2 separate regions of the Homo sapiens genome follow, and region 2 is linked to region 1. A link is a contact called in ENCODE Hi-C or POLR2A ChIA-PET data. All regions are on one chromosome and are shown on one strand. The core of a region is the stretch at or near the end of the contact, and the rest is flanking DNA. Distances in the headings are between cores, read along the strand shown. Region 1 holds the start of OR2D2 (olfactory receptor family 2 subfamily D member 2). Region 2 holds the start of ZNF215 (zinc finger protein 215).

What was found. A loop is a pair of places that touch in the nucleus more often than their neighbours do. ChIA-PET counts read pairs that join two places held with the same protein, here RNA polymerase II (POLR2A). Pooled maps may share reads with other maps.
Region 2: a map with no recorded cell type shows a loop between it and region 1 (2.9-fold over the local background). The contact joins the promoter of ZNF215 here to the promoter of OR2D2 in region 1. A Hi-C loop is called at or near these places in 3 of 168 maps with a recorded cell type or tissue (HepG2, chondrocyte and tibial artery), 6 of 37 single-sample maps with no recorded cell type and 4 of 50 pooled maps. POLR2A ChIA-PET finds 5 or more read pairs at or near these places in 2 of 52 experiments (Panc1 and activated T-cell).

The regions. Positions count from the first base shown.
Region 1 is chr11:6,891,104-6,893,905 of GRCh38, forward strand. It overlaps OR2D2 (olfactory receptor family 2 subfamily D member 2), which reads right to left and starts at 1,397. Exons shown (of 1, transcript NM_003700.1): 1 at 471-1,397. The coding sequence starts at 1,397. The coding sequence ends at 471.
Region 2 is chr11:6,925,064-6,927,865 of GRCh38, forward strand. ZNF215 (zinc finger protein 215) reads left to right here and starts at 1,363. Exons shown (of 7, transcript NM_013250.4): 1 at 1,363-1,622; 2 at 2,599-2,744. LOC107984019 (a long non-coding RNA gene) reads right to left here. Exons shown (of 4, transcript XR_001748112.3): 2 at 754-2,099.

The DNA of each region.
Region 1 (2,802 bases), core at 147-2,646:
CCATAATCTAGTAGTCCCCAATGTCTATTGTTCCCACCTTTGTCTTCATATGTACCCAATGTTTAGTTCCTACTTATGAGTGACAACATGAAGTATTTGGTTTTCTGTTTTTGTGCTAGTTCACTTAGGATAATGGTTTCAAGCTGCATCTATGTTTCTGCGAATGACATGATTTCATTCTATTCTGTGGCTGCATAGTATTCCATGGTGTATATGTACTTTTGTTTTCAAAGCAGGAGAAAGTTTATTAAAAAGCTTTAGAACAGTAAGGAAGGAAAAGGAAAGGAGGAAAAAGAAGGAAAGTACAACTTGGAAGGGGGCCAAGCAGGTGACTTGAGAAACCAAGTGTGCCAATGTACATTTTTAAAAATCCAATCCACCTGGGTTGATTCCATGTCTTCCCAGCAAGTCTTTGAAGTAGGAAGCCAAAAGGTTCTCTGAGCTCACTGTCAGTGTGAGATTCCAAGCCTTCATGGGAAATTCCTTGTGGCTACTTTCCTCAGAGCTGCCTTCACATCCTTGTTTCTCAGGCTATAGATGAGGGGATTAAGCATGGGAGTCACTATTGCATAGAAAACAGACACCGATTTTTCCTGCTGTTTGGAAGACTTGGGTGTCATGTAAGTGATAATTGCTGATCCATAAAAAAGTATGACCACCATGAGGTGGGAGCCACAGGTAGAAAATGCCTTGAGACTCCCCACAGTTGACTTCATCTTGACCACAGTTACTATGATACGGCCATAGGATACCAGAATCAGAAAAACAGGTATGAGGAGAATCACAACCCCCATAAGAAAAATGGCCATCTCTGATGCATGGGTGTCTGTGGATGCTAAGATCAATAGTGCAGGGGCCTCACAAAAGAAATGAGCAATGCTGTTACTGCCTCGGTAGGGTAGCCTCAGTATGAAGGTGGTGTCTACCACAGACACCAGAATGCCACTGGTCCATGATCCTGTTGCCAGCTGGACACACACTTTCCAGGTCATGATGTTAGGGTAACGCAGAGGATTGCAGATTGCAACATAGCGATCATAGGACATCACTGCAAGAAGGGCGCACTGGGTACACCCAAAAATGAGGAAAAAGAGAAGTCGAGCTGCGCAAAGTGTGAATGCAATGACCTTCTTTCTGGAAAGCAGGTGGACTAGTGCCTGAGGAACTATGTTGGTAGAGAAACAGAGGTCAGCCAGAGACAAGTTGCAGAGAAAAAAATACATGGGTGTGTGAAGTTGGGAGTCAACATGAACAAGGGAGATTAGAAGCAGATTTCCAAGCACAGTGACCAGGTAGACACCCAATAATACGATAAATAGCAGCTGCTCGGTGTGTGGCCCATCAGAGAGTCCCAGAAGGAGGAATTCTGTCACTTGTGTCTGATTTATCTGTCTCATAGTTTGTTGTCCTTTTCAGTAAGAAGTCACTATGTGCTAACCATAGACAGGCATACCTATAAAATTATATAATTCAGAAGTGCAGGCTTAGGAACTGCCCCAATTTCTACTGAAAATTTCAAGAACCCCCTTCATAAGATGATCATGTTTCTTTCATTGGAACATTTTCAGTGTTGTAAAACAAACTTTAAAAGATGTTGCATTCATTGTTGATGTCATCTGGCAAGAATAGATTTTTAAAATTATTTTTCTCACTCTGAATACCACACTTTTAATAATACAATATTAAATACAGACTGAGTTCATCTATAAAGTCCTGCCATTTAATTTCTGTTTGTTCTTAACTAAAACCCCTGAGTCGTAAGTGCTCTTGTCACATCTCCTCTTCCCCGCTTATGATAATATAGTTTTCTGTTGTATTTTCCGTGAAAGGACAGACACGAAGGTATAAGAAATCAGAAAGAGCCAAAGTACTGGTATGTTTTATTTAAGAAACTAACCTGTCTTACAGGAGCTGGGAAACCAAAGATTAACTCAGGATACCCTTGGGAATCCTATCTGAAGCCTCAGCTTGAGTTCTGTTCAGTCTCAACTGTGAATGAACTTCCAACATAACAGACACACCATCAAAACAGAATTTTCATTTTAAGCCACCAGCGTGACTAGTTTCATACTCAGCCCAAACAGCACTACTCCCCAGCTCTCTCTGCTAAAAATTATATGCATTATCTGTCCACTCCCCCCGCAAAAGTAAAAGTTCCTTTGAAAATAGTTTCCATGTCTTTTTCACCTCTGTGTCCTTTACGAGTCATAGCAGAGAACTTCATTTCATAAATGACCATAATTCATTAAACAAATAATAATTTGATCACATAGTTAAGCAGAGTCATTTAGAAGTTTTGCCAATATCCCTAGAGAGATTTGAAATAATAATCCAATTTTGTGGAGCTGTTCCAAAAAGAAGGGAAATAAATTTACTTTAAAGTGTAAAGTTTAAGATCCTATACACGGGTTGGGCTATCAATCCTTTAACTGTCTGGTGAAAGTATCTCAGAATAACGTTTTAAATACATCAAATAAAATGTATAGGATTACTAAGGAAACCAGTTATATCAAAATACAGTTATCGAAATAATTTTAGAAAACAGATTTGTAAACAGCAATATATGTGCTTCTTTATTAATACACTAAAATTTTGAAATGTAGTGGTGGGTCTAATAACCATCTTCATTTCAAAATAATGATGAGTTTAAATATTTGGAGATCTCTCCAACAACTGCAATACAATATAAAAATTCTTATAATTACTACTGCTGACAAAGTCATAAATACTTCTAATATTGGTGTGGGTTGGTTACTTGCATTCAAATTGGAAGGAAACATCAACTTTCAGTTAGGGGAAAAT
Region 2 (2,802 bases), core at 113-2,612, 34 kb after region 1:
TCCAGCTACTTGGGAGGCTGAGATGGGAGAATCACTTGAGCTCAGGGAGGTCCAGGCTGCAGTGAGCTGTCACACCACTGTACTCCAGCCTGGCAGCCTGGGTGACAGAGTGAGACCCAGTCAAAAAAAGAAGAAAGAAAGAAAAGAAGCAAGCAAGCAAGAGAGAAAAAGAAAGAAAGAAAGAAAGAAAGAAGAAAGAAAGGAAAGAAAGAAAGAGAAAGAAAGAAAAGAAAAGAAAAAAGCAAAGAAAATAAGAAATCTGAATAAAGTATTGTGGACTTAATGTATCAATGTTATTTTATTTTTTATTTTTATATTTTATTTTTATTTTCTTAGTTGTAACAAATATACCATAATAATTTAAGAGGGTAATAACAGGGAAAACTAGTTGTGGAGTAGAAGGTAACTCTGTATATTACCTTCTCAATTTTTCCAAAACTGTAAATCCAAAACTGCTCTAAAAAATAAGGTCTATTTAAAAAGAAATAAAAGAAACTATATGGTGTGTCCTTGTTTTTTTGTGTCACTAGCTGTTCAAAGTTGCCATCTTGTTTTACCTTAGTCCACTCCTGGCCTAGATATAAAGCTCTCTCTGGTTTAAGTTCTTTCACTCTGCTCCTACAGCACTGTCCACATGCCTCTAGGCAAGCACTAATCATATTATCATGTACTTAATGCCACCAAGCATTCTCTCCTTTGTGACACACACATCCCTTCCCTCTGTGTCTCCACACCCACCAGATTTCCTCCTACCTCTCAGGCTGATCCTCCTCTCTCTTTTTTGCAGGTCCGCCTTCCTGACTCAACCAATGGTGTTGGTGTTCCCTGGGCCAATTCCAGCCCATTTCCTTCTATTTTCTCTCTTCCTCTCTGTCCCTTTCTCTGCAGTCCTATTCCAATGGATAGCATCAATCACCATCTACCCAGATTGACCCAAATTTTACAGGTCTAGCCCCAGACATCTCTAAATTCCCAAATGCCTACATCCAAATGCCTAATTGACAATGCTTCTCAGATGCCACAAAGTACCTCAGTCTTAACAAGCCAAAACTGAACAACGAACTGCAAGCCCTCTCACTTCCATACAAAACTGAATGAATGAATCTGTGAACCAATAAACCAATAAAGACCATGTAAGAGACAATGTCTTGTCGAAATTGTCATTGTTTTTTGATTCCAGACAAATGGGGTGTGGGGAACAGAAAGGCGATTTGGACTAGTTTCCCCGGACGGGATGAGGCAGCGCCGGAAGTATGACGCTCATTTCTTTAAGCCACTAGAAGCTCACCGTGAGTCCATTCACAGGGCCAGAGTTCCAAGTGTGCGGCGTGGGCGGGGCCTGCAGAAAGGGACGGGGCCTGCAGAAAGGGACGGGGCTGGCAAAGGCCTGGTCTACCTCACCGATCCGGGTCGCGGGGGCTCCTAGGGGGTTCCTTCCACAGCTGGTGCGCGTGCGCAAGAGTGCGTCGAGGTTGTTCCGCGGCAATTTATGAAACTCGGAGCCGGCAGTGAGTTGAGGGTTCGGCGAGGTCAGGGATTCCTAGTTGCAGCGTGATTACCAACGCCAGCTCCCTTCACTGTCCAAGACAGCGATTCCGCGGCTCCTCTGAGAACTGGCGCTTGTGAGTGACTGAACGGGCCACTGGAGAGGAGCGGTGCTCACGGGTATCGTTCTCGTCAGCGGGCGGTGGGGACGCGGGGTCTTGGAATTGGGAATCACGCTTGAGGGCGTCCATGCGGAACGTGCAGCTTACCTCAGCTTGCTTGCAGTTACCCAGTTTCCACGCTGCCCTCCAAGGTCTGTGCCGGAAAACCTGGAGGAGGGCGCGAGCTGACGGGAGGGATGGAAACGTGGGCTGCGGAAGTAAGACAAGCGTTGAGAGCAGCGACAGAGGGCGAGGGGGTGGGCGGCGGGACGGCTGGGGTCAGGATCCAGCTCCGCTAAAGCAAGGATTTAACCACACTCCTGTCGCCTCTTCCACTCTGCAATAGGGGCAGTCTCCAGACGCGCAGAGTGGTTAGTATGTTATGATCAGCTGGTTTGGGAATGGCTGGTATTGATGCCTCATGGAAAAACCAAGCGTGACTGGATCAATCAACTGGGAAAGACAATGGAGTTTTAATTAATTCATATTGCCTTGTTTTCCCAGTCATTCCTGGCCACCTCCCTAAAAGATTAAAACCTCCAAGTATCGTACTTATTTTAAAATAATTCTTTCTCCATTTAACATAAATGACTTCTATTCAGTCACTTATTTGCAAACTGTTTTCTGTTCCTCTTTATCTAAGCTACTCTCGCCAGGTGGTTCTTACCTCAAGCAGCTGTCCTACCTACAACCTGTTTGATTAGAAATAACCCTCTTCACAGACAGTACCTTTTTTCCATAATTAGCAGCTGTTCGAGTTCCTTGCGGCCATAAAACCGTAGAACTGGTGCCACCTGGTTATATTAGTCTAACCATCCACTACAACTTCAGGTCCCTCCGTCACAGTGGTACTGGCTCCGTGTCTTAATCCTGAATCCCACCTTTATATCAGAGGCATCTATTCAGTACTTTAGAGTTTAACTGTTATATTTCCTGGCTTTGTATATTCCAGTGTTCATCATTTGCCACTTAAGCTACTTGCAGTCACGTCACACCTTGGATCTCTATCATCAAAACTATTCCACCTCGGAAATCTTACCTAAATGCAGCATGCCATCCTGAACGTCTCTCCCTGTCCTAGCTCTGTAACTGTTTACAGTGAGTAATTCATTAATTTGTGTTTTTCACCTACAAACCTCCCAGTATATTTGTTGCT